Linked DNA regions of Mus musculus: all the other regions are linked to region 1. The links are chromatin loops, found by intact Hi-C in ENCODE. Cell type or tissue: heart. All regions are shown on one strand. Region 1 holds the start of Iah1 (isoamyl acetate-hydrolyzing esterase 1 homolog). Region 2 has its middle 36 kb from the start of Asap2. Region 3 holds the start of Adam17 (a disintegrin and metallopeptidase domain 17). Region 4 overlaps Gm31624 (a long non-coding RNA gene). Region 5 has its middle 110 kb from the start of 1700030C10Rik.

Region 1 (5,000 bases):
AAAGAACTTCGCCCATGTAGCCTGTCTTGTCTACCTACCCTCTTGGGTGTGTAAACGCTCCGGTGCTTTGCTAACAGTGTAAATCTGACTTCCTTAAAATGAAATTTCTATAAAACAGCCAAATTCCCATGTTTTTGGCCTATACCAAAAGCCTAGGGCCCCCATAACATACAAAAATTTATTACATAAAACTAGAAATTTCCTTTTAATAGCTGGGGCATGTGATACCGTGAAGTCAGGCGGTCTACAGTGAGGGTCCCTAGACACCTCTATCTTTTACTGTGCCCATCAAGTCCAGTACTGGAAGAGGAAATCCTCCACTTGGGCATGGCCAAAAATGGACGAGTGCTCCTGCTAAAAACGAGATTTCCAAGCACCACAGCTATCCCCAGTCTCGGAGAGGCGGGGTTGGGGTGAACCGGTGGCAGGACTCACCCGGCCGGGGACACTCGCTTCAGGAGACCTGAGTGCAAAGAGGTTTGATCTGGGGCTCACCCCGCCCACGGCTAGCCCCGCCCGCAGCTAGCTCCGCCCACGGCGCGAGGCTCCTCCACATCCGGCGCAGCCCTGCGGGGTTTTGGGCTTTCTACCATGTCGCTGTGCGAGCGAGCTGCTAGCGGGAGCGCTCTGCTCTGGCCTCGCGTGTTGCTCTTCGGGGACTCCATCACGCAGGTACCCGCCGCACCCTCGGCTGCATCCGCGTGCGTGTCGGAGCAGTCCAGGCGCGGTTCTCCCCCACCCCACCGTGCTCCGCGAGCCGGTACGGATCCCGAGCTGCCCGACTCCCCCGGACTCTGGATGGCCCGGTGCGCGTCGGGGTGCACGGGAGCTTAAAGGGTCCGCCTTCGCTTGGTTGCAACCTCCTGCGGGTTCTTCACCGAAGCTACTTTGAACTTTGAACCGACTAGTTCACTCCTCTCTTCCTCAAGCGGCTTAGGTCCAGTACCAAGTGGTTTTTGAAAACAATGCTTTCAACAGCATGAAAAAGTAACCCTATCTGAAAACATATAGTTCCCGATTGAGGAAATTCTTCAAGATGCCTTCCTTCAGGGAGATTAAAAAACAAAACAAAACAAAAAAAGACGCTTCTCCACAATTTACTCGTACGCGGGCTTGGCTTTCCCTAGTAATTGGCAACATTGTTTTTAGATATTGGGCATTAAGTTTTTGTGAGTGGGCGAGATGGCGCAATACTGCTGGAGGATTGCCATGACTGTCAGGGAAATCAATAGAGCATAGGCTTCCTTAGTTTTCAGCTGTGGAGAAATGGGATAACATTATGTCAGCTGACTCAACATAGTTGAGCTTTCTGCTGTTCAGATAACGAATGTCTCTAATGTTAGGTCACAGTAAAACCCTCTCATGTCCAGAGAGTTTCCAAGTGAAGCCACAGTAATTCTCAAAATACCTTCCCAAGCAAGGAAGGCAAGAAAGAAGCCTGGGAGTGTCTAAACGGAGTCTGCATCTAACAGGCCTGGCCCACCACCATGCCATAGTGTATAGCTGTGTGGGTAGTAACAGACTTCTTTCTTCAGTTTTCTTTCCAGCAGGGTGGATGGGGCTCGTTGCTGGCTGACAGACTAGTCAGGTAAGAACAGTTCCTAGATTGTACTTGGCTACTTTCTGGTGGGAAGCATAGTCAGAGTGAATGGTGGAGGCTTTTATCTGCTAGCTTTCCCCTCCTGGATACATGTTAAAGGAAAGGAATTCAGGTTCAACAAAATCGAGTTTCTACCACATGGGAACCAGCAGCACTTGTATTGGCTGCTCTGCCTTCCTGGAACCTTTCAAACCAGCCTGTTAGTGGGTTCCTAACGTTCTGTACCCGTTTGGTTAACGTCTATCGGAAAGTCCATTTTAGATGTACCTTGAGTCACCACTAAAATGTATAGAATTAGACCCTTGTATGGAATTCATATCTCATTGAGGGACATGAGGAGTCTGGGCAGGGTGAGCGTTCCCATAAGGTTCACAGAACACGGGTTAATTATGGACAGCTCCCAGGACTAGGTTATGCTCTTAGCTCATAACCCATCTTTTTAACCAATTTCTTTCAGAAAGTGTGATGTTCTGAATCGTGGATTTTCAGGTTATAACACCAGATGGGCCAAGATTATCCTCCCAAGACTTATCAGGAAAGGGCCTGGGATGGAAAACCCAGTGGCCGTTACAATCTTCTTTGGTGCCAATGACTCTTCACTCAAAGGTAAGGACATCCCTAGATCACCTTTGGTTTGCCTGGACTCAAACAAATACATGTTTATATTACTCTCCCACCAGACTGCTTCTGTATCTCCCAGTAGAAAGCTTTCCCGGGAACTGAGTGTTCCTGGGGCTCGCTCGCCTGTGTGGGTTTCTTTGGGCTTTGATGTGGTCAGATTTGGCTCAGGTACTCTAGGGCTCATTTCCCATATGACCGCCTCCTTGAACTCACCTGAAAGTACTTTTCATTGTCTGTTCCTGCCCTCTAAGTCCTCAGCTGATACAGTTGGCAGCAGAAGGCTTGCTTCTGGGGCATGCGCCCCCTGGTGACAGAGGAGTGTCCTCTTTGTTAGGTTTTTGGTTTTTTGGGGAGGACTAGGCTCATGTACCCTCTAGTGACAAAGAAGGGTCCTTTTTTGTTAGTTTTTTTGTTTGTTTGATTTTTTGAGACATGATCTCCTGTAGCCCAGGCTGGCCTCAAACTCACTAAGTAGCTAAGGCTAGTTGATCTTTCTGCCTCTACCTCTCAAGTGATGGGAGATCACGTGATTATGGAGAAAGACTGGCCAGGATGGTTCATGGGTAACTTTGCTTTTTACTCTCTGTGTTTCGCACGGAGTCTGCGGAGAGCCTAGTGCTTGTGTGCCAGCCTGACTGGCAGCAAGCCTGATGAGCGACTTTACACACTTGACTGGTTTTCACGGCTAGTTTAAGAGGCAGACCTGCCATTACCTCAGCTCCCAGTGAGCACACTGTGAGCTTCAGAGGGTTAAAGCCAGTGTCAGTGAAGGTAGGGCAGTCTTACATCATAGCCTACACATCAGCCTTACGGATGATGGGGAACCTAGAGAAAAGACCTGGACACTGAAAATCTCCTAGCCAGCCTCCGAGGCCTGAGCTGTGAGCCATGCAAGTAAATGGGTTGAAGAGGAAGGAGTCTTTTCTTTGTGTCTCGGAACTCAACAGTTCCTCTGTGACACTGAAAATTTGCAAAAATATATTCCTGCCTGGGTGTGGTGGCACATACTTGTGGTCTTAGCCTGGGGAGGCTGAGACAGAAGAATCACTGCATGGTCTGGGCCAGCCTGTCTTCAAAACACAAAGGCCGGGCTGGAGAGATGGCCCAAAGGGTAAGAGCACAGACCGCTCTTCTGAAGGTCCTGAGTTCAAATTTCAGCAACCACATGGTGGCTCACAACCATCCGTGATGAGACCTGACTCCCTCTTCTGGTGTGTCTGAAGACAGCTACAATGTACTATGTATAATAAATAAAGAAATCTTTGGGCAGAGAGAACAGGGAAGGGGTGAGAGGGAGGGGAAGAGGAAGGGAGAGAGAGAGAGAGAGAGAGAGAGAGAGAACACAGAGGCCTAGGAATATCATAGGGCTATCACACAGTGGGTCGAGTGCTTGCCTGTCCAGTTCACTTCCCTTCCCAGTCTGACATAAAACTAAGGCTAAGTGTGGGTGTGTAGGCTTTTAATCCCAGCACTTGGGAGGCCAGGGCAAGGGCAAGAAGATCTCTGAGTTCTAGGCCAGCCTGGTCTACATAGCAAGTTCCAAGCTCTCTGGACTATAGTAAGACCCTGTCTTGGCTATATAGTGAATTTAGAACCTGCCTGGGCTATGAGCGACTGTCTCAAAAAGGAAAAAAATAAACAAAAGTATACTCATCATGTTTGCCATTGTTTCTATAAACCATGAGACTGAGCTGCATGTCTTGAACAGATGAGAACCCCAAGCAGCACGTCCCCTTGGATGAGTACAGCGCAAACCTGAGGGACATGGTGCAGTACCTGAGGTCTGTGGACGTCCCCAGGGAGCGGGTCATCCTTATCACGCCACCCCCGCTCTGCGAAGCCGCCTGGGAGAAGGAGTGCGTCCTGAAGGGTGAGGAGCAGGCCTCAGCCTGTCAGAGCTGAGGGTGGGCATCGATCACAGCTGAGGTGTGGGCGCTGAGGGCCTCCACTCGATGGAGGGACCTGTCCCATTTTCAGTCAAGTGAGAATCGAGTCTTTCTCTAGAGCAGTGCTTCTCAACCTTCCTAATGCTGCAACGCTTTCACACAATGTTGTGCTGACCTCCAACCATAAAAGTATTTCATTGCTACTTCAGAGCTGCAATTTTGCTACTCTTATGAATCGCAGTGTGAACATTTTTGGAGAAGAAGTTTGCCAAAGGGGCTGTTTGAGTGGGGTTGCCCACCGGTTGAGAACTGCTAGACTATTTTTGGCATAAATGGGGGGGGGGTGTCCTGGTTGTATGTAAGTCAGGAGGGCATTGATGACCCAGAACCCACTGTCTGTAGTTGCCAGATGCCAAGATACACACAGCCCACCGGCAGCCACACAGGTGCTCACACCAAGTCCCCATCTGCAGCATTCTCCCCTGGCACAGGGAAGGCACCTGCAGCATAGAGCTCTGCAGATGGCCGCCCCTTCAGCTGCCAGGAGCCCCTCCTGTCTTGTCTCCTTTGGCAGTTGGCAAAGTGTGATGGTAAAATCCCTCCACTTTGTCCCTTCAGCACGACAGCTCTCATGCTTACACACTTGACTGGAAAGGTGTACTGTGGACTTTGTCCAAGCTGCTTGAAACTGGAGGACAGGCTTGACTGGGACACACTAATGGCTTTTCAGCACAGGTCCGCTGTCAAAACTGGGGAAGAGTTTTCTTTTCCTCACACAGCTGGTCAGCCTGGCTCCTGCCATACCCCAGATCCCTTCCCTAGCCTCTCAGGAAGATGTGTGATTCTCCCCCAGCCGGGCTTCCCCCACCAACTGGATATTCTGCTGGGAGGTA
Region 2 (5,000 bases), 240 kb before region 1:
CAAGCTGAGGTGTAACCCTGGGACCCAGTGGTGATAATTCACCTACATGAGACAGAAGTTCTCTCATGTCTCCTGGACATGATTCCCACCCGGGTCCGAGTGGAAAGCGTCTGGCAGCCCTCCTAGGTCTGCCTGCCCAGAGCATAGGAGGAACTCTGGCCAGACGTGGGCTATCCTCCCTTCCCCCTCCTGCTCTTGCCCCTCTTTAGTACCTGAAAGAAAATAAAACTTGAGACCTGTGATTCATGTAATTTATGTCAAATAGCCAAAGAGTTGTTTGTGAGCTTTGAAACCTGGGGCAGAGAACATAGCAGAACAGGCCAGGACATGCCCGGGCAGGCCCATCGTTAAGACATTCCTGAGGCTGCTTAGCCATAAAGACAAAGAGAATGACATGCTGGACTGGCCAGGAACCTCCCTATCTCCCGCCCTTCTGACCTAAGTTAAATGTTATCTACATGTACAGTCTGCTGATGTTTAAATGGACCAATCATGTTAAACTGCACCAATTCCTCCCTGCTCATATTTAAATGAACCAATCATGTGAAACCATGCCAATTCCTCCCCCAGCCCCAGCCCACTGTCTCCTGCGTGAGATATGTTTTGACATGGAGCTCCGCCATTAAACTACCTCGTGTTTTTACATCAAGGCATTCTGTTCTGTTCGTGATTCTTGGGTGCATGCTGAATCAGGAATTGAGGGGGGTTTCCCCACTAGGTTCTTTCAGTGCCCACAGTGTGCTATGTTTTGTTTCTTACAAAACAGCTGAACTGTTTTCTAGGAAGGTGAATTAGGAGAACTGAACAGATAGCGAACCTATACAGAGACATAAAAGGGGGATTTATTAGAGTGTCTTCCAGGCTGTGGTCTAGTTAGTCCAACAATGGCTGTCTACTGGTCCAGGAATCTAGTAGTTTTTCAGTTCATGACGATGGGCCTCTCGGCTGGTCTTCAGTAGACACTGGAATCCTGAGGACATAGACTCCAATGCCAGTGAATGAATGAGCTTGCCAGTGAGAGCAAGGGCAAGCAGGCAAAGAGCAAAAGAGCTTCCCTTTTCCATGTTCTTTCTATAGGCTGTCACGGGAAGGCACAGCCAGATTAAAGGTGGACCTTCCCACCTCAAAGAATCTAGATTACAGGTTAGTCTTCCCACCTTGGAAAACCTGGATTAAAAGTGGGACTTCCCACTTCAAAAGAAAAAGAGTTCTCATAGGTGTTCCCAGCAGCTTGGGTTTTACTTCATTCCAGATGAAGTCAAGTTGACAACCAAAAGTTGCCATTACAGGTGGCTGGGACATTGTATATCCACACCCACAATTTATGAGAAATTCAGTCACTGTGAACCTTTGCCAGTGTTTAGTGTGTCACTGTTTTTATTTTAACCATTTTGACAGATAAGCAATGATAGTTCACTATGGAGTTTATTTGATTAAAAACAAAGAGAAGGGGCTAGAGAGATGGCTCAGTGGTTAACAGCATTTGATGCTCTTCCAGAGGACGGGAGTTCAGTTCCCAACACCCCCATCAGGTAGCTCCCAACCAAGTGTAAGCCCAGCTCCAGGAAACCAACCAACTCTTTACCTACCATGGGCACTGCACTCAATTGAATTCATGTGTATACACACACCCACCCGGCTCATCTGGAACTGGAGTTACCATGGTTGTGAGCAGGTGCTGGGAATCAAACCTGGGTCCTCTGTAAGAAAAACAAGGACTTTCATTGATCCATCTCTCTTGTCCTGGAGAGCTTGTTGGTTTTTGTATGTTTGTCTGGATTTCTTGTTGTAGTCTTTGTGTTTGTTTTTTTGGTTGTGTGTTTGGTTAGTTAGTTGGATTTTGGTTTTTCAAGACAGGGTTTTTCTGTGTAGCCCTGGCTGTCTTGAAACTTGCTCTGTAGACCAGACTGGACTTGAACTCAGAGATATGTCTGCCTCTTCCCCACACTCCAAGTACTGGGAATAAAGGTGAGAGGGCAGCCACAACCATCACCACAGCCTGGCTGAAAAAGCTTGTCTTTTATCTGCATGCTCAGGTGCATTCTTTAGTTTTCTTAGTTTATTTAGTTTTCTTTAGGTTCTTTCATTTTCAGGTTAGACTTAACTTTCTGTCTTTAGGGCCCAGTCCCCTGAGGTGCCGGGAGTAAAGCCCTGCCAATGCAAGACATTTTTCAGTTGATTCACGATAAAACTAAACCATCTCTGTTCATCTGCTCCCCACCTCCTCGAGTTATTGCTGATCTCCCTGACACCCATACAGTCATGTGTGGATCCACGGAGGATAACCTCCCTCCAGTATTAGCTGAACACAGCTCTTCATGGTCCCCAAATGCCAATAAAAGCAACATCTAACTCACTGAACTACTTTGCTTCCTATTGCTGTGTTAAACGCTATGATCAGAAGCAACTTGGGGAGGAATGATTTCATTTCATTTGGCAGCTCACAGTCCATTATGAATGAAAAGAAGGCAGAAACTCAAGCAGGCCAGGGACCAAGAGGCAGGAATTGAAGCAGAGACCATGGAGGAGGGCTGCTTATGGTCTTGCTCCTCACAATGTGCTCAGCTTGCTTTTTTTAGAGACTATTTATTTTTAGCGTATGTATGTATGTATTTACTTATTGCTTGTCTGCATAAGATGTACATGCTATGTTCAAAGCAGCCACGAGAGGGCTCCAGATTCCCTGAAACTGGGTCAACAAATGGTCGTGAGCCACCATGGGGATTCTGGAAGTTGAAACCAGGTCCTCTAGAAGAGCAGCCAGTGTTAACCACTGAGCCATCTCTCCATCTCCTCAGATAGTATTTTTTATACACACCAGTCCCACTAATCACAGTGACTGGGCGTTCCCACACATCAATCATTAATCAATAGAATGTCTCATAGACTTGCCTACAGGCCATCTGATAGAGGCATTTTCTCAATTCAAGTTCTCGCTTCTTAGATGACTCTAATGTTAAGCTGACAAAACCACTAACCAGCACACCCCCTATCAAACACCTAAGAGAATCCATTTTGTTTTACAGGTAAGCAAGCTGGAACCCCTACAGGGTGTTGCAACTCACCCAGCAACTCACCACAGACTAAATATCGATGGATGTCAGTACCGCAGACCCTCTTGGTCCCTTATCTGCGTAGAATGAGTCTCTGATACAGGTGGGCAATGAGTTGACAGGAATTGACAGACAGACTCAACACAAGGGAGTGTGGATCTGAATGTAATTTGTCAAATCGAGCATCAAACGTTTTATACAGAAGAAAATAGGGGAGTTGGGTGACACACAAAGCAAGGTACAAAGAGGTTACTGGATTCTTACGCAAAACAGAGGAATACAAACACGGAAGAACTGGCAGGAACCAACTGGGGTAAAACTCATTGTTAACAACTGGGATCAAAGACAGCTCCCACTAAGGTCCACTTAATCTTAGAAGCCAGGGGCAAGGGCTTCATGCCCTTGCCATAGATCCTACTCTAGTCTACTGTGTAGTCCACCTTCCCCTAGGCCATTGTAAATACTTGTTTGTGTATGGGTGTAACTCAGCTACCTATAGTTCTAAGTATCTACTCTGGTTCCTCTTTAGGTCACAAATTTCCTTCTTCCCAGATAATGGTAAATTTCTGAGAAGGGCAGTGACTTAGCAAGGTCTGATCAAGGACTGCCTAGAATCTAACTTAGTTATATGTCAAAATATCAATCCTTAGGAGCACTTGTAATAAAGCAATATTAAGGGAAAGCACACAGATCCGTTTATCAACTAAAGCAAGGGCATTGGAGCATTCTTTATACAGGAAACTACAGTTCAAGGAGACCTAGTTTCCGTGAACTTTTCGCCTCAGGATAGCGCCCAGGTTTTCAGGACCTATTGGGCTGGTCACTACTGGAGTGGATGTAGCATGTCAGAATGCCAGAATGTGTGTCTGTGGTACGGCTGACATCTTCTATCTGTCCAGTTGTCTGTCCGGTCTATCTAGCCACCTTTTCTAAGGTCCAAATCACAAGTTTCTTCCAGGCTACAAGGACTCTCTCTGATCACTGATTTGAGTATCCAGACTGAATCTGTCTCTGTCAAACAAGGAAAAACTGTTGACAGTTCCCTGTGCCTGAGGATGTAATAAACTCTGTAAGCCGAGTCAGATCCACCTAGTGGGAAACTAAATAGCTCTCCCTGGCTCCTGTTTGAACCTGGGGCTCAGGCACAGGAATGCAAAGAGAGGCCCACCCCCATGTCCCTCCTCAGGTGCCCTACCTGGCTGTTTCCTTCCTTCTAACTCAGGAGCACTGCTCCCCAGTCCCTTACTTCTCTAATCTTCCTTCCGGAGTGAACACAGTCAACACAGATTTTCACACTAAGACACATGACTCCCAGCCCTGATGTGAGCTAAGATCAGTTGAGTAGAATGCTGAAGAATATTCATGAGGCCTGGCAGGATGTCTTTAGTGGATAAAAAGGCTTATTACCAAGCTTAATTGAACCTGTGGACAAATGTGGTTTGGGAGTTGAAGCTTGAGAGCCCTGGTCTTACCCTTCAGTGCAAGCCTGGAGCAGCCATTTATTTCCTAAGGCAAAACATAGAAACATTAAACAGGGAGAGGAGACCCAGCCTCAGAGTTCTGGTGTGACAGCCATGCGAAGCAGCAGTACATGTTATCCAGCTCAATCAGTGAATGGTCCCAGCCCAGGACCATTCTCCACCTCACATAACAGGTCCCACATAACAGCGCAGTAAGCCCCATTATGTACCCAGTAGCTTTTCTTTTCTTTTTCTTTTTTTTTTTTTTTGGTGTTTGTTTGTTTGTTTGTTTGTTTAGAGACAGGGTTTCTCTGTATAGCCCTGGCTGTCCTGGAACTCACTTTGTAGACCAGCCTGGCCTCGAACTCAGAAATCTGCTGCCTCTGCCTCCCGGGTGCTGGGATTAAAGGTGTGCGCCACCACGCCGGGCCCCAGTAGCTTTTCTATCCCAGTGTTTCAAACTCCTTCCACAATCCTTCCCAAAACA
Region 3 (5,000 bases), 56 kb after region 1:
AAAAAAAAAAAAATCACTTTACTGTCTCAAATGCAAGAGAATAAATTCTTTATAGCATCCTTAAAATGAAGTATGTCCTTATCTCTATCCATCCTGAAATTTCTTCCTTCAGATTCTATCAACTTAGATTTCAGCACTTTCTAACTAGCTCCTTTGCCGTTCTCTAAATTTGTCACATACATAACCATTTAAAATGCAAACACACAAGAAAGTTATTTGGATACAAACATAAAACACATTCAGTGTCTACTCCAGTCAACCACAACCCTGTTTAGTAAATAAGACGAAAACACAAGGTAAAAAAACCAACACAAGACTGGGAGTGATGGTGCAAGGTCTTTAATCCACCTCTTGGGTCAGAGGTAGATAGATCTCTATGAGTTCAAAACCAGCCTGGTCTGCATTGTGAGTTCCAGGCCAACTAGAGATACATAGTGAGACCCTGTCTCAAAACAGACATTTAAAAGAAAGGGGGGGGGGGGGAGGCGGGGCTGGAGAGATGGCTCAGCAGTTAAGAGCACCAACTGCTCTTCCAAAGGTCCTGAGTTCAATTCCCAGCAACCACATGGTGGTGGCTCACAACCATTTGTAATGCGATCTGATGCCCTCTTCTGGTGTGTCTGACAGCTACAGTGTACTCACATACATACATACATACATACATACATACATACATACATACATCTTAGAAAAAAAAACCCATAGGGTTTCAATCTGAATAATAAAATACTATAATGACATGATCGTAACTTCACACAATTGGGAACACGCTGTTTCACACTTTGTTATTGATTAGCTGAAATGCCTTAGATGGCAACATTTGCAAGCTAAAAGATTCTAAGACACTTGCTAAGTTCCCTATCATCAAAACTATTTGACACTTTGTTACTGATTAACTGAAATGTCTTAGCCACTTTTGCAAGCTAAAGGATCCTAGGATAGCGAGTAAATTGCCTATCGCCAATTTCAATTCAAAACTTCTAAAGCATGCCTTTCCTTAAAATCCAATCTCTAAAAAAATTAAAGTAGAAACCCTAAGTTTCTAGGCAATTTAAATGGGTTATCCCTGGTGATCTGTTAAAAATTGCAAGGAAAACATTCATCTTGACAAGCCAATTCAAGAATTGGCTTGGAAGTTTGAGCCTCGCTCTCTCAGCTAAGCACCTCTCCAACAAGACGGATGATCTCGAAATCCAATGCAAGATTCCAAATACAGTCGAAAAATGCAAATGAAACTACATCAGTCGCCACCTTCCAACCAGGTACTGCATTCAGTACCTCCTACATATAACTTCAAGTTAGCCTCTGAGAGCCAACAAGTGGTGGAGAGCTTTGGGACTGTCCTTTCTTCCCAGGGTCTTGCTTTCAGCAGAAACACCTAACACCTTAGATTCACTTGTTAGCAAGTAAAGGACCTCGACCAAATCTCACACTCCACAAACGAACCATCCATGTGCCAACACCTCTTTTCTAAATATTCCAGAAATAAACCTGGGAGAACTTGCCCGTCCCAGGCCCTCGGTCCCTATGGGAGACCCCTCCAGGATTTCCCTCCTCACTGAGAGACAAGCCCATCTCTTTTTCTCTCTCTAAACACCGAGAGCCACACCCCCCTTCCTTCACTTGAAAACTTCGGGACGCGCCACGGGAGCCCAATATCCCGCCCCTAGCACCCCGGCGCGTCCCTCCAATCACTCTGGGGTCAGATAAGTCAGTTTGCTCCCCGAACTCTTTACCAAGTCGCGGATGGGAGCCAGAGCCTGCTTCCTCCGGAGGTCGGGGTGCCAGGACGAAAGGCACCAAAGTGGTCAGGATGAGGAGACGCCGCCTCATGTTCCCGTCCACCACCTCTCTGGGAAACCTTCTCCGAAAGAGCGTTCGGGAAACTGCTCACATTGGGAGCGGAGGTGATCTTCCCAGCACGGCCCTGCAAACTTCTCCCTCCCGCGCCGCCTACAGGGAAGCTAGGCTCACGTCCCCGGAAGTGCAGGCGGCGCTCGCTGAGAGCGGCTTAACTCGTTTCCGGCCGCAGCCGGAGACCACCCCGCGGCCCACAGCCGGAAGAAGGGTGCCGTAGAGCATTGTGGGAGGCGTGGCTCGCCCCGCCCCGGCGCGGCGCCGGCAGAACGCCATCTTCTGGGCTCTGTTCCTTCCTGGTCCCTCTGGGGCCTGCTTGGCGCCTTCCTGGCCTTCAGCTGGCGGCGTCCTGACTCGACCCTCTCTCTCTCGCCTCTGTCCCCGGGTGACCGCGGGGAACGAAGGTGGGAGAGGATGGGCAGGTCCTTAGACAGGTGCGACCTTCTTCGTGATTAAAGTCCCCTTCAGCGTCTTTATTGAAGGGTCTGTGAAGTCTGGCGTGGGGTCAACTACCTGCCTATGGGATGGGGGCGTGAAGTCGGCCACAGTGCCCTGGAGATCCGCCCCACGCGGATCGGGTGTGCTGTTCGGCGACTTGCTGCGGGAGACTAGGTCTCTTGTCACTGAAAATGCTCAGGGGACTGTACATAGACTTATGCAAAGACATTTATTTGCTCCTTGGTTCCTTACTCTAGGCAGTCTCCTAGTGAACAGGAGCGACCATCTACCCCCTAACTCTTGTAGTTGGTTTCCCTACTCGACCCCTTGTGGTTTTGCGGTCTTTTTTTTTTTTTTTTTCCCTGTGTTATTGTTTGTGGTACTGAACATTAATAGCCCTGGTCAGATTTCAAGTCGTCTTCCAGAAAAAGATAAACTGATTTAAATTTGTTCGTTGTGGAATGTCTTGCAACATTTTCAACAGTTACTGACTTTGCACATTTTTTTGGGGGGCATGTTAGCTAAACTAGTCTGTACAACCGAGGTATAAACACTTTCACTAGGTACACATTCAAGGAATACCTAACCAAAAAAGAAAGTCACCCCCACAAATTAGATGCCAGCTTTTTTTTGTTTTGTTTTGTTTTGTTTTGTTTTGTTTTGTTTTTTTCGAGACAGGGTTTCTCTGTATAACCCTGGCTGTCTTGGAACTCACTCTGTAGGCCAGGCTGGCCTTGAACTCAGAAATCCGCCTGCCTCTGCCTCCCGAGTGCTGGGATTAAAGGCGTGCGCCACCACCGCCCGGTAGATGCCAGCTTTTTAATAATAGAAATGCTATGATATTTCTCTTGAGTGTCCAGGCTCCATGTCCCCAGGTTTGTAACTTTAGTTGACTGCAGATTATATTGTTTGTGTCGCCTAGCTTTTGTGCAGCTGAGCTATGTTTAGTAAATGCTATTTCAGTGGCACTCAGCCTTCCTAATGCTTTGGACCCTCTACTACAGTTCCTCATGTGTGGAGACCCTGAACCATAATTGTTTAATTGCAGCTTCATGACTATAATTTTGCTACGGCTATAAACGGTAATGTAAATAACTGCAGGGTACCTGATAATGGGACCCTGCACCCCCCAAAGGGATACTGACCCAAGGGGTTGAGTACCACTGTGCTAGGTTTTTGGTTTGTTGGGTTTTTTTTGGGGGGGGGAGGGGTGTCTGTTTTTGTTGGGTTTTTTGTTGTTGTTTTTCGAGACAGGATTTCTGTGTGTGGTCCTGGCTGTCCTGGAACTCACTCTGTAGACCAGGCTGGCTTCACTGTGCTAATTTTTAAAAAACTCCTGATCCACTTTATCATAACAAGTTTTCAGGATAAGTCCCAATTTTAAGTAGTCTTCAACATTCACAAGTCAGTATTCAAATTAAGATTCCAATTTGAAATTCATCTTTGATTTGACAATAGTCCATATCTTTAGGATAAAATAACTCCACCTGGGGGAGATGAAGAGCCAGAGGAACATCTCAGAGGGCCATGCTGGATAAAAGCCTGCAGGGCAGAACTGGCACCTACAGCTTGGTGGTGACCCATGCCTGCCATCCCAGCACTAGGAGGCTGACACAGAACAACAGCCAGGGCTATGTTAAATCAAGAGTCCCAAAACTGACAGTCGAAGCCTGACCCTCAAGGGTTTATTTTTGGGGGATTTGTCCTAGCAGGGGGAAAAGTGTGATGGGCTTTATGAGCTAGGCTCATTTTGTAACCCTGCCCAGGCCTTCCAGCTTCAGCCTCCCTGTCGCTAGGATGATGGCATGGGCCATCACACTTGGCTACAAGCCTTTATCTTAGTCTTTTGTTTTTGTTTTTTTAAGAGAAAAAAATCACCCCCATAATATCTACCCACTCACTGAGCCACCTTGAAGCCCTAACTGTCTCACCCTATCTGTCATAAAACCTTAATTTGGATGCTTTTTTCTGCTGCTGAATAAAGTTGATAAAGCTAGCCCTTCAAGAAATATGAATTCTCAAGTCTCAAAAAAAAAAATGCAGCTTTGTGGTGAGAATTTTAGTTTCTTTAAAAAACCAGTTAGGAGAATGTTTTGTTTTAATCCCAGGTGTGAGATAAGAGGCTGCTTCACAGCAGGTGATTAGGATTTGCCTCAGGCACTAGCAGGGGTGTGATCTTTGCCACCTGCAGATAATTTAATTCTGGGGACTGAGGTATAAATGGGAAAGTCCCCGAGAGGGCCTGTGGTGGCTTCTGCTTCCCATTGACTTTGTTACCGATTGTCAATTGTCCCTGATCGATCAGAGACAAGAGGAAACTGGAGATATCCTGACAACCAAGATTGGACAGCCCCAAGAAACTCAACGTTCCTACTGAGCAGGAAGTAGCCTATAGAGGTCTACACCCCCCCCCTTTGCCCTCTATCCTTCTCTCTCTTACCCAGGAAGTAGCCTACAGAGGTCTATACCCCCCCCTTTGCCCTCTATCCTTCTCTCTCTTACCTAGTGAGGGTAGGGGGTGGTTGGAAGGGATCAGGGTAGAATGAGGCTTGGAAGGGAGGTAGAGGTATAAGAACCCAATAAGACAGTTAAAAAACAAACAGCCGGGCGTGGTGGCACTCACCTTTAATCCCAGCACTTGGGAGGCAGAGGCAGGCAGATTTCTGAGTTCAAGGCCAGCCTGGTCTACAGAGTGAGTTCCAGGA
Region 4 (5,000 bases), 300 kb after region 1:
TCATGTCTTCAGACACTGAGTTTATCTAAAATTTCCACAAAAAAGGAGGACATTACCTATGGAGACAAACCCTGTGTCCACCATAGGGATACCCTGTAAGGCAGGTGCCCGGCCCACAGGGAGCAACACCAGGTGATTTTGGTGCTGGGAAAGGCTCCTGGCCAGGATATGGGTCTGGACTTTGGGTCTATTCTCAGTGTCAATTGCTCAAGATGACAATTGTCAGGAGCCTGAACTCTTGACAGGTCTAAAGATGGAGAAACAAGCCCCAACCGGAGCAAGGCAGATATATCAGTTCTCAACCTGAGGATTATGACCTTTTTGGCACCCCTCTCTCTCCAAAAATATTTATATTAGAATTCACAATAGCAGCAAAATTACAGTTATGAAGTAGCAAGTTAAATAATAATTTTTTGGCTGGAGGTCACCACAACATGAGGAACTGTATTAAAGGGTCACAGCATTAGGAAGGTTGAGAATCATTGTTTTAAGTGGACATAGAAGGAGATGCTAAGGAGGACCCAGTTTCTAGCATGGAGTGGGCCTGGAATTCAGGACCAAGGCAGTGATGGGTTTCCTTCAGGCCAAGCTAGTTTGAGAAAGCTGGGGGAAACCTTTTCCAGAGGAAAGGGCTGGATTTACAAACCTCAGCTGAGCGCAGAAGAATGGACTGGTCACAGACACCCGGGCCTACAGATTTCTTTACATTTCTGATTTTAATGTTTTTGCATGTGTATGCATATGCACTGTGCATGTGTGTTTCCATATGTATGGGCACATGTGCATGTGTGGGCAGCTCAAGGTAGACATTGGGTGTCTCCCTACCCCACTCTCCACTGTATTTATTGAGGCCAGGTCTCCTGAACTGTAGCTTGCTGATTCCAGCTAAGCTAGCCAGGCAGCTGACCCTGAGGTCTGTCTCTCAGATGCTGGGATTACAGGTAACTGCCATACCTGCCCAGCTATTACATGATTCTAGTGATCTGCATTCCGGTCTTCATGCCTACACAGCGCATGTTTCATGCACTAAGGCATTGTCTCCCCACAGCCTTGTTTTAAAAAATTAAATAAAAGTTTTGATGTTTGAGTAATGACAGACCCAAGGGAAGCTGCAGCTGGGTCCATGCATCTGTCCTTCAGGTTCAGCCCCTTGTCCTGTCCTGCACAGCTACAGTGACATTGAAGTCAGGGATAGGGACACTGCTACCATCCACACAGCTTTGTCATATCATGTTTGTGTGCACGTGCAGACATGTGCATGCTGTGGGCATGGTATCTGATACAGTTTCAGGGCATGTGTAGATCTGTGTTGTCACTGTCACTGATGGCTCTTCCTATGGTTAGAAAATTGCAGAGAAGATTCTGTGGGGAGGTGACCGTAGGGACTCCTAATAATGAACCTTCCTGGCCCATCCTCATCCCTGAATCATTCCTTCCTGCCCCATCCTCGGCTCTGCACCCTTCCTTCCTGCCCCATACTTGGCTCTGCACCCTTCCTTCCTGCCCCATCCTCCTCTCTGTACCCTTTGTCTAGGTGGCTTTCTGCTCAGGCTCACTTCTGAGTACCCTCCCCCTGTGGTCCATCCTGAGGTAAATAACCAGCTTAGAAATCACAATGGACTAGTTTCTAGGCTGCATTTACCAGAAAAGGCTACATGTCTAGAAGGCTTTGCAGGGCCTTGTGCTAATTTTAGCTTAAATCAAAGAAAATACACTTTCTTTTTTTTTTTTTAAACAAGGCAACGGATATTTAATTTGCTCATCAGAAACATAGGAAATATATCAAGTGATATTTCAGAGAAATGCATTAATTACAATAACAGCCTTCATCCTAAATATTTATACATATTCCCAAAGATTTAGGCTGCTCTAAAATTCAGTTACATGTCCTCTTTCTGCAGTAGGAAGTCGTACAGAAAAGCATAATTAGTCAATTAGGTACAAAGTAAAACTTATTCTTACTGTTCTGATATGCATCAGTTATCAACTTTCTACCATCTAAGGCTCAGAGAACTAGGTGTCTAAAGATAGAAGGAGGGTCACCGGCCCTTGCATATGAGGCTTATTTTAGTTTATGATGCCTTACTTTAAAGCCACAAGTCCATGTATGTGTGGGCTACATTAATTGGCATAGAAGGTGACTAATAATAATAACAAATACAAATCAAAAATAGTAAGAGAATTTGAAGAGAGGAGTGGGATAGAGGGGCATTACTATTGAATCTGCAAAAAATTGTCATGGATTTGTATGCTCAAATGAATTATACAAATGTATATGTTTGGAGTTTTAAGAGAATCAAAAATATTTTCTTGTTGATTACATTTAACAGCTGCAGCTGAAGCTGGAGTGACTCTGAATTTCGTGTCATGAGCTTAAAGCATAGCTCCGTGCACAAGTGACCCCATTGGGGGTGCTTCTGTTTTTTGGCTAAATTCTACACTTTGAGGGTTCTTTCATTACTGAGACAGATTCTGAGAAACCTAGCAAGTAAACTCCCACAAAAGCAAGGGGGAGGGAAACACCGTATCTTCTTGATATCAATTTTCTGCTCCACATATTTTCAGTCACTCACTAGAATATGAATTCTTCCATCCAGGAACTCTAATGTTGGAGGTCTGTAAACAGAAGCCCCAGACTCACCCAGGGGAAAAATAGTCAGTCCTTCAGGCTGCAGAAGCAGCAATTGAGTAGTGCACCACTGCCATCTAGGGGTCACGTTCAGTGTTGCACCATGGGGTGGCTCTTGAATATCTTGGAATCTGGGTTTGTTAGACTGTTCCTGGGCCTTTCAATAGGAACAATTCAGTCAACTTCAATGGCTCCCAGAAAAAAGAGGTCTAGTGTAGAGAAGTTGGGAGTCAAGGGGACCCTGAGATGAAGCTGACAAGACTTCCCACACCCTTTGGAAGGGGACAGAGCCAAGCAGTGGTGACAGTATCAAGGGGCTCTGGGTCAGGCAGCACAGGGTTTGAGTCCTGAGTCTGTCCCTTGTCAGGTACTGGAGCTAGAACAAGCTACTTAGGCCTCTTCATTCATTCTATGAGACAGGGCGTTCCTGGGGAGCCAAAGGTGGCCCCAAATTTGAGATTCTTCTGCCTTAGCTCCTCTAGTACTGGGATTGGAAGGGTGACCCATCATGACTGGACCACTTAAACTTTTGGAGACTGGTGTTTTTAATACATAGTGGGAAACAGTACTAATGATCTGACCCTAATTAGGCCAGCATGGCCATTAAAAATTATGTGAACCACGAGGAACATAATAGAGCCACCAAATGGAAGGTATATATAGTTCTTACTGACCAGTAGCTAGTAAGACTAAGAAGGAGGTATGGGGGACAGGGAAGGCTACACAAATGAGACAGAGAGACAAGGTTTCACAGGGTCAGTAGGCGTTTTCCATTCAAAGGGGGAAGGGCAGTCCAGATGCGGGAACCGTGTGTACAAAGGCATTTTAGTAAGAATTGTCCCACTGTGCTGAGTGCATTTCATTGAGTTTGGCATGGTCTAAGCTTAAAGTGGATGAGGTGTAGCTGGAGAGAAGCTCAATGGTTAGAGCACGTACCACTTTTGCTGGGATCAGAATTTGGTTCCCAGCATCCATGTACCAGGGCTTACAACTGCCAGTAACTCCAGCTTCAGGAGATCCAATATCTTGCTCTGGGCCTCCACAGGCACCTGCATGCATATATGCAAATGCATGTAGTCTTTCTCTCTCACACACAGGCCCACAATTGAAATAATAAAATAAATCTTAAAAATCCACTGAGTGAAATAGAACAGGTGAGTTTGGCTAGAACCTCCAGGAGGGCTCAGGAGTCCATCTTGCTTCCAACCTTCCTCCAACCTCTCACCTCCCCACCTTGACATTCCCTCTCTGGGCTTCCTGCTACCACTGTCTCCAACACTGTCTGGCTACAAGGTTTGGTATAGAGCAAGGTGTGGATTGGAGTTAGCTTCACCCACATCCACAGAAATGCAAAAGCCACATTCTGCAAGGCTCACCAAGACTTTGTCCCTTTTGGGTGGTGTTTCCTTCACATGCTTAAATGGCCCTGGCTTCCTGACAGGAAGTTCATCTTTAGATTTGAAAATGGACTGTGGGATTGTAATCTTAGGGGTGTGTTGGTAGTGTCCCTAAGGCTATGAAATCTGATTAGCACCTTCACTTCCAACAAGACATCCTGTGGGTGTTTTGGGGTCCCATGGAGAAGGCTAGCTTAGGGTTTGGCCACAAGACAACTTCTTCCTTGAATACGTTCTTCTTTTTCTTTTTAAAGGTTTATCTAAATTTATTTCACATGCATTGTTGATTTGCTTGTATGTATGTCTGTGTGAGGGTGCCAGATCACCTGGAACAGGAGTTAAAGACAGTTGTGAGCTGATATGTGGGTGCTAGGGAATTGAACTCAAGTTCTGTAAGTGCCACCAGGGCTCTTAACCACCAAGTCTTAATTAGTACTTTCTATGACAATTGTCACGTTTTGTTTTTGTGTCGGGGTCTCACTATGGAAACCTGGCTGGCCACAAACTCAGTATGTAGCTAGGAATGGCCTTGGACTCCTGATGCGATTTTCAGGTCCCCAGACTTCTGGGGTTGTAAACACAGATGGAGGCCAGAGGACAACTTATGGGAGTCGGTTCTTCCCTTTCACCTTGTGGGTCTGGGAGATCAGACTTGGTTTCTGCTCTTCGATTTTTGATTTGAGGTCTCACTATGGAGTCCAGGTTGTCCTAGAACTCATGACTTTCCTGCCTCAGCCACCTCATTTCTGTGCTCTTACTTCTGCCCCTCACTGTACTCTCACATCTTGTGTGTCTTTGGGTTCTCCATTTGAGAAGACTCCCAAGGCTGGAGAGATGGCTCAGTTATTAAGAGCACTGACTGCTCTACCAAAGGTCCCGAGTTCCAATCCTAGCAACCACATGGTGGCAGAGAGAGAGAGAGAGAGGGAGAGAGAGAGAGAGAGAGAGAGAGAGAGAGAGAGAGAGAGAGAGAG
Region 5 (5,000 bases), 390 kb before region 1:
TCTGGCCTCCACCTGTGTTTACAACCCCAGCACTCTGGGGACCTGACAATCGCATCAGGAGTCCAAGGCCATTCCTAGCTACATACTGAGTTTGAGGCCAGCCAGGGTTCCTTAGTGAGACCCCGTCTCAAAAACAAAATGTGACAATTGTCATAGTAAGTACTTATTAGGACTTGGTGGTTAAGAGCACTGGTGGCACTTCCAGAGGCCCTGAGTTCAATTCCCTAGCACCCACATATCAGCTCATGACTGTCTGTAACTCCTGTTCCAGGTGATCTGGCACCCTCACACAGACATACATACAAGCAAAACACCAATGCCTGCGAAATAAATTTACATACACCTTTTAAAAGAAAAGGAAGAACTTATTCAAGGAAGAAGCTGTCTTGTGGCCAAACCCTGAGCTAGCCTTCTACATGGGATCCCAGAACACCCACAAGATGTCTTGTTGGAAGTGAAGGTGCTAATCAGCTCTCATAGCCTTAGGGACACTACCAACACACCCCTAAGATTACAGTCCCACAGTCCATTTTCAAATCTAAAGATGAACTTCCTTTCAGGAAGCCAGAGCCATTCAAGCACGTGAAGGAAGCACCACCCAAAAGGGACAAAGTCTTGGTGAGCCTTGCAGAATGTGGCTTTTGCACTTCTGTGGCTGTGGGTGAAGCTAACCCCAATCCACACCTTGCTCTATACCAAACCTTGTAGCTAGACAGTGTTGGAGACAGTGGTAGCAGGAAGCCCAGAGAGGAAATGTCAAGGTGGGGAGGTGATAGGTTGGAGGAAGTTTGGAAGCAAGATGGACTGCTGAGCCCTCCTGGAGGTTCTAGCCAAACTCACCTGTTCTATTTCACTCAGTGGATTTTTAAGATTTATTTTATTATTTCAATTGTGGGCATGTGTGTGAGAGAGAAAGACTACATGCATTTGCATATATGCATGCAGGTGCCTGTGGAGGCCCAGAGCAAGATATTGGATGTCCTGAAGCTGGAGTTACTGGCAGTTGTAAGCCCTGGTACATGGATGCTGGGAACCAAACTCTGATCCTAGCAGAAGCGGTAAGTGCTCTAACCATTGAGCTTCTCTGCAGCCATACCTCATCCACTTTGAGCTTAGACCAGGCCAAACTCAATGAAATGCACTCAGCACGTGGGACAATTCTTACTAAAATGCCTTTGTACACATGGTTCCTGCATCTGGACTGCCCTTCCCCGTTTGAATGGAAAAATCCTACTGACCCTGTGAAACCTTGTCTCTCTGTCTCATTTGTGTAGCCTTCCCTGTCCCCCATAACTCCTTCTTAGTCTTACTAGCGACCAGTCAGTAAGAACTATATATGCCTTCCATTTGGAGGCTCTATTATGTTCCTCGTGGTTCACATATTTTTAAAGGCCATGCTGGCCTAATTAGGGTCAGATTGAAGAATAAAGTTACTGAACTCTTCCTCACCTCAGAGCCCGACCCCTCCCATCCAGAGATTGTTCCCAGAACACTCCTGAACTCCCTGAACTCTTCACCCCAGAATACATTCCTGAACTCCTCACCCTAGAGTTTGAACCCTCCCAACTAAAGACTGTTCCAAGAACATTTTTGAGATAAGGGCCTCCTGGAACAACCTCAAAATGAACCGGGTACATTGCCAAATAATAGGACATGACCCCTTAGTTACGTAGATTCCCTTGGCAGAACCCCTTGTCCCTTGGCAGAACCCCTTAGTTATGTAAACTTGTACTTTCCCTGCCCAGCTCTCCCCCCTTGAGTTTTTCCTATATAAGCCTGTGAAAAATTTGGCTCGTCGTCGATTCTCCTCTACACCATACTAGGTGCATGAGTTTCGACCCCAGAGCTCTGGTCTATGTGCTTTCTTGCTGTTGCTTTATTAAATCTTGCCTTCAATATTTTGAGTTCGGTCTCAGTGTCTTCTTGGGTCCGCGGCTGTCCCGAGGCTTGAGTGAGGGTCTCCCTTCGGGGGTCTTTCAAGATCACTAGTCCTGCTTCCCACTAGGTATTAAAAACACGAGTCTCCAAAAGTTTAAGTGGTCCAGTCATGATGGTTCACCCTTCCAATCCCAGCACTAGAGGAGCTAAGGCTGAAGAATCTCAAAATTGAGTCCATGTTTGCCTCCCCAGGAACGCCCTGTCTCATAGAATGAGTGACGAGGCCTAAGTAGGTTGTTCTAGGTCCAGTACCTGACAAGGGACAAACTCAGGACTCAAACCCTGTGCTGCTTGACCCAAAGCCCCTTGATACTGTCACCACTGCTTGGCTCTGTCCACTTCCAAAGGGTGTGGGAAGCCTTGTCAGCTTCATCTCACGGTCCCCTTGACCCCCAGTTTTTCTACACTACACTTCCTTTTTCTGGGAGCCATTGAAGTTGACTGAATTGTTCCCATTGGAAGGCCCAGTAACAGACTAACAAGGCTGGATTCCAAGATATTCAAGAGCCACCCTATGGTGCAACACTAAACATGACCCCTAGATGGCAGTGGTGCGCTACTCAATTGCTGTTTCTGCAGTTTGCAGAACTGTTTTTCCACTGGGTGAGTCTGGGGCTTTTGTTTACAGATGTCCAACATCAGAGTTCATGGATGGAAGGATTCATATGCTAGTGAGTGACCGAAAATATGTGGAGCAGAAAATTGATATCAAGAAGATAGGGTGTTTCCCTCCCCCTTGTTTCCATGGGAGTTCACTTGCTAGGTTTCCCAGAGACTGTCTCAGTAAGGAAAGACCCCTCAAAGTGTAGAATTTAGCCAAAAAAACAGAAGCACCCCCAATGGTGTCACTTGTGCACGGAGCTATGCTTTAAACTCATGACACGGACCTCAGGGTCACTCCAGTGTCACCTGCAGCTGTTAAATGTAATCGACAAATCATAAAAGTGTATTTTCTTTGATTCGATCTAAAATTAACACAAGGCCCTACAAAGCCTTCGAGACATGTAGCCTTTTTTGGTAAATGCAGCCTAGAAACTAGTCCATTGTCCTTTCTAAGCTGGTTATTTACCACAGGATGGACGTCAGCGGGAGGGTACTCAGAAGTGACCCTGAACAGAAAGCCTCCTGGACAAAGGGTACAGAGAGGAGGAAGGGGCAGGAAGAAAGGGTACAGAGAGGAGGATGGGGCAGGAAGTAAGGGTACAGAGAACAGGATGGGGCAGGAAGGTTCATTATTAGGAGACCCTAGGGTCGCCAACCCACAGAATCTTCTCTGCAATTTTCTAACCATATGAAGAGCCATCAGTGACAGTGACAATGCAGATCTACACATGCCCTGGAACTGCATCAGATACCATGCACACAGCATGTACGTGCCTGCACGCGCACACACACACACACACACGATATGACAAAGCTGTGTGGATGGTAGCAGTGTCCCTATCCCTGACTTCAATGTCACTGTAGCTGTGCAGGACAGGACCAGGGGCTGAACCTGAAGGACAGATGCATGGACCCAGCTGCAGCTTCCCTTGGGTCTGTCATTACTCAAACATCAAAACTTTTATTTTATTTTTTAAACAGGGCTGTGGGGAGACAATGGCTTAGTGCATAAAACATGCACGGTGTAGGCATGAAGACCAGAATGCAGATCTGTAGAACCATGTAATAGCTGGGCAGGTATGGCAGTTACCTGTAATCCCAGCATCTGAGAGACAGACGGGACATCCTCAGGGCCAGCTGCCTGGCTAGCTTAGCTGGAATCAGCAAGCTACAGTTCAGGAGACCTGGCCTCAAAAAATACAGTGGAAAGTGGAGTAGGGAGACGCCCAATGTCTACCTTGAGCTGCCCACACATGCACATGTGCCCACAATATGGAAACACACATGCACAGTGCATATGCATACACATGCAAAAACATTAAAATCAGAAATGTAAAGAAATCTGTAGGCCCGTGTGTCTGTGACCAGTCCATTCTTCTAACCTCAAGCTGAGGTTTGTAAATCCGTCCCTTTCCTCTCTACATATCCCTCAGCTTTCTCAAACTAGCTTGGCCTGAAGGAAACCCATCACTGCCTTGGTCCTGAATTCCAGGGCCCACTCCATGCTAGAAACTGGGGTCCTCCTTAGCATCTCCTTCTATGTCCATTTAAAACAATAATTCTCAACCTTCCTAATGCTGTGACCCTTTAATACAGTTCCTCATGTTGTGGTGACCTCCAGCCAAAAAAATTATTTAACTTGCTATTTCATAACTGTAACTTTGCTGCTATTGTGAATTCTAATATAAATATTTTTGAGAGAGAGGGGTGCCAAAAAGGTCATAATCCTCAGGATGAGAACTGATAAATCTGCCTTGCTGCGGTTGGGGCTTGTTTCTCCATCTTTAGACCTGTCAAGTGTTCAGGCTCTTGACAATTGTCATCTTGAGCAATTGACACTGAGAATAGACCCAAAGTCCAGACCCATATCCTGGCCAGGAGCCTTTCCCGGCAGAAAAATCACCTGGCATTGCCCCCTGTGGGCTGGGCACCTGCCTTACAGGGTAGCCCTATGGTGGACACAGGGTTTGTCTTCGTAGGTAATGTCCTCCTCTTTTGTGGAAATTTTAGATAAACTCAGTGTCTGAAGCAAAAGACATGAAAATTTAAGGAGAGTTTCAGGCTGAAAGACAAGCAGTCTCTAGAGAGACCAGGTTCTATCTGGTCAGAACCAACTAGCCAAACCCAATCCTCTGGTTCCAGAGCCAGGGCTGGCTCCAAAAGTCCACTCAGCACCTCTCAGGCTTTAGGCATCAGATAAGAGGCCTGGAGCAACTTCCAAGGGAGCAGGTGACCATGTGATAGGGGAGTTTGGAGTTTAAGGACATTTTGTACCTCAGCTGCTCTCCCCACCCACAAGTAGGTCCCATGTGACATATGTGTGAGCCCACAAGTCACACAACTTCCCAAACCTCTGCTCCTTCCTTTGTGAAGTGAGACTAACTAAACACATGCAGTACTAAAATGCCTCCTCTGGGGAGACAAAATGGTACAGTTCCCCCTAAGGTCTCCATGTCAAA

The links. A loop is a pair of places that touch in the nucleus more often than their neighbours do. Peaks named below come from ENCODE experiments on the same cell type or tissue, not always from the same donor. Only the 100,000 strongest peaks of a DNase experiment are listed, where the experiment ranks them.
Region 2: it touches region 1 in a loop (4-fold over the local background); 2 of 42 quality-filtered maps call a loop at or near these places.
Region 3: a loop joins it to region 1, with 3 times the contacts of the local background. A loop is called at or near these places in 10 of 42 quality-filtered maps.
Region 4: it touches region 1 in a loop (5-fold over the local background); 5 of 42 quality-filtered maps call a loop at or near these places.
Region 5: a loop joins it to region 1, with 8 times the contacts of the local background. A loop is called at or near these places in 5 of 42 quality-filtered maps.

The regions. Positions count from the first base shown.
Region 1 is chr12:21,315,841-21,320,840 of GRCm38, forward strand. Iah1 (isoamyl acetate-hydrolyzing esterase 1 homolog) reads left to right here and starts at 552. Exons shown (of 6, transcript NM_026347.3): 1 at 552-672; 2 at 1,536-1,588; 3 at 2,058-2,206; 4 at 3,930-4,091. The coding sequence starts at 592. In heart, a CTCF peak has its summit at 2,529 (motif pointing left); DNase peaks (open chromatin) are centred at 531 and 1,181; H3K4me3 peaks cover 1,553 bases; H3K27ac peaks cover 839 bases.
Region 2 is chr12:21,073,281-21,078,280 of GRCm38, forward strand. No RefSeq gene overlaps it. Among named protein-coding and RNA genes, the nearest start is that of Asap2, 36 kb to the right of the region's middle. In heart, a CTCF peak has its summit at 2,662 (motif pointing right); a DNase peak (open chromatin) is centred at 2,681.
Region 3 is chr12:21,371,600-21,376,599 of GRCm38, forward strand. It overlaps Adam17 (a disintegrin and metallopeptidase domain 17), which reads right to left and starts at 2,033. Exons shown (of 19, transcript NM_009615.6): 1 at 1,737-2,033. The coding sequence starts at 1,833. In heart, a CTCF peak has its summit at 1,963; a DNase peak (open chromatin) is centred at 2,072; H3K4me3 peaks cover 2,247 bases; H3K27ac peaks cover 1,778 bases.
Region 4 is chr12:21,611,271-21,616,270 of GRCm38, forward strand. All of the region lies in intron 1 of Gm31624 (a long non-coding RNA gene), which reads left to right. Among named protein-coding and RNA genes, the nearest start is that of Gm31624, 13 kb to the left of the region's middle. In heart, a CTCF peak has its summit at 2,699 (motif pointing left); no DNase peak of the experiment used is centred here.
Region 5 is chr12:20,926,707-20,931,706 of GRCm38, forward strand. No RefSeq gene overlaps it. Among named protein-coding and RNA genes, the nearest start is that of 1700030C10Rik, 110 kb to the left of the region's middle. In heart, a CTCF peak has its summit at 2,472 (motif pointing right); no DNase peak of the experiment used is centred here.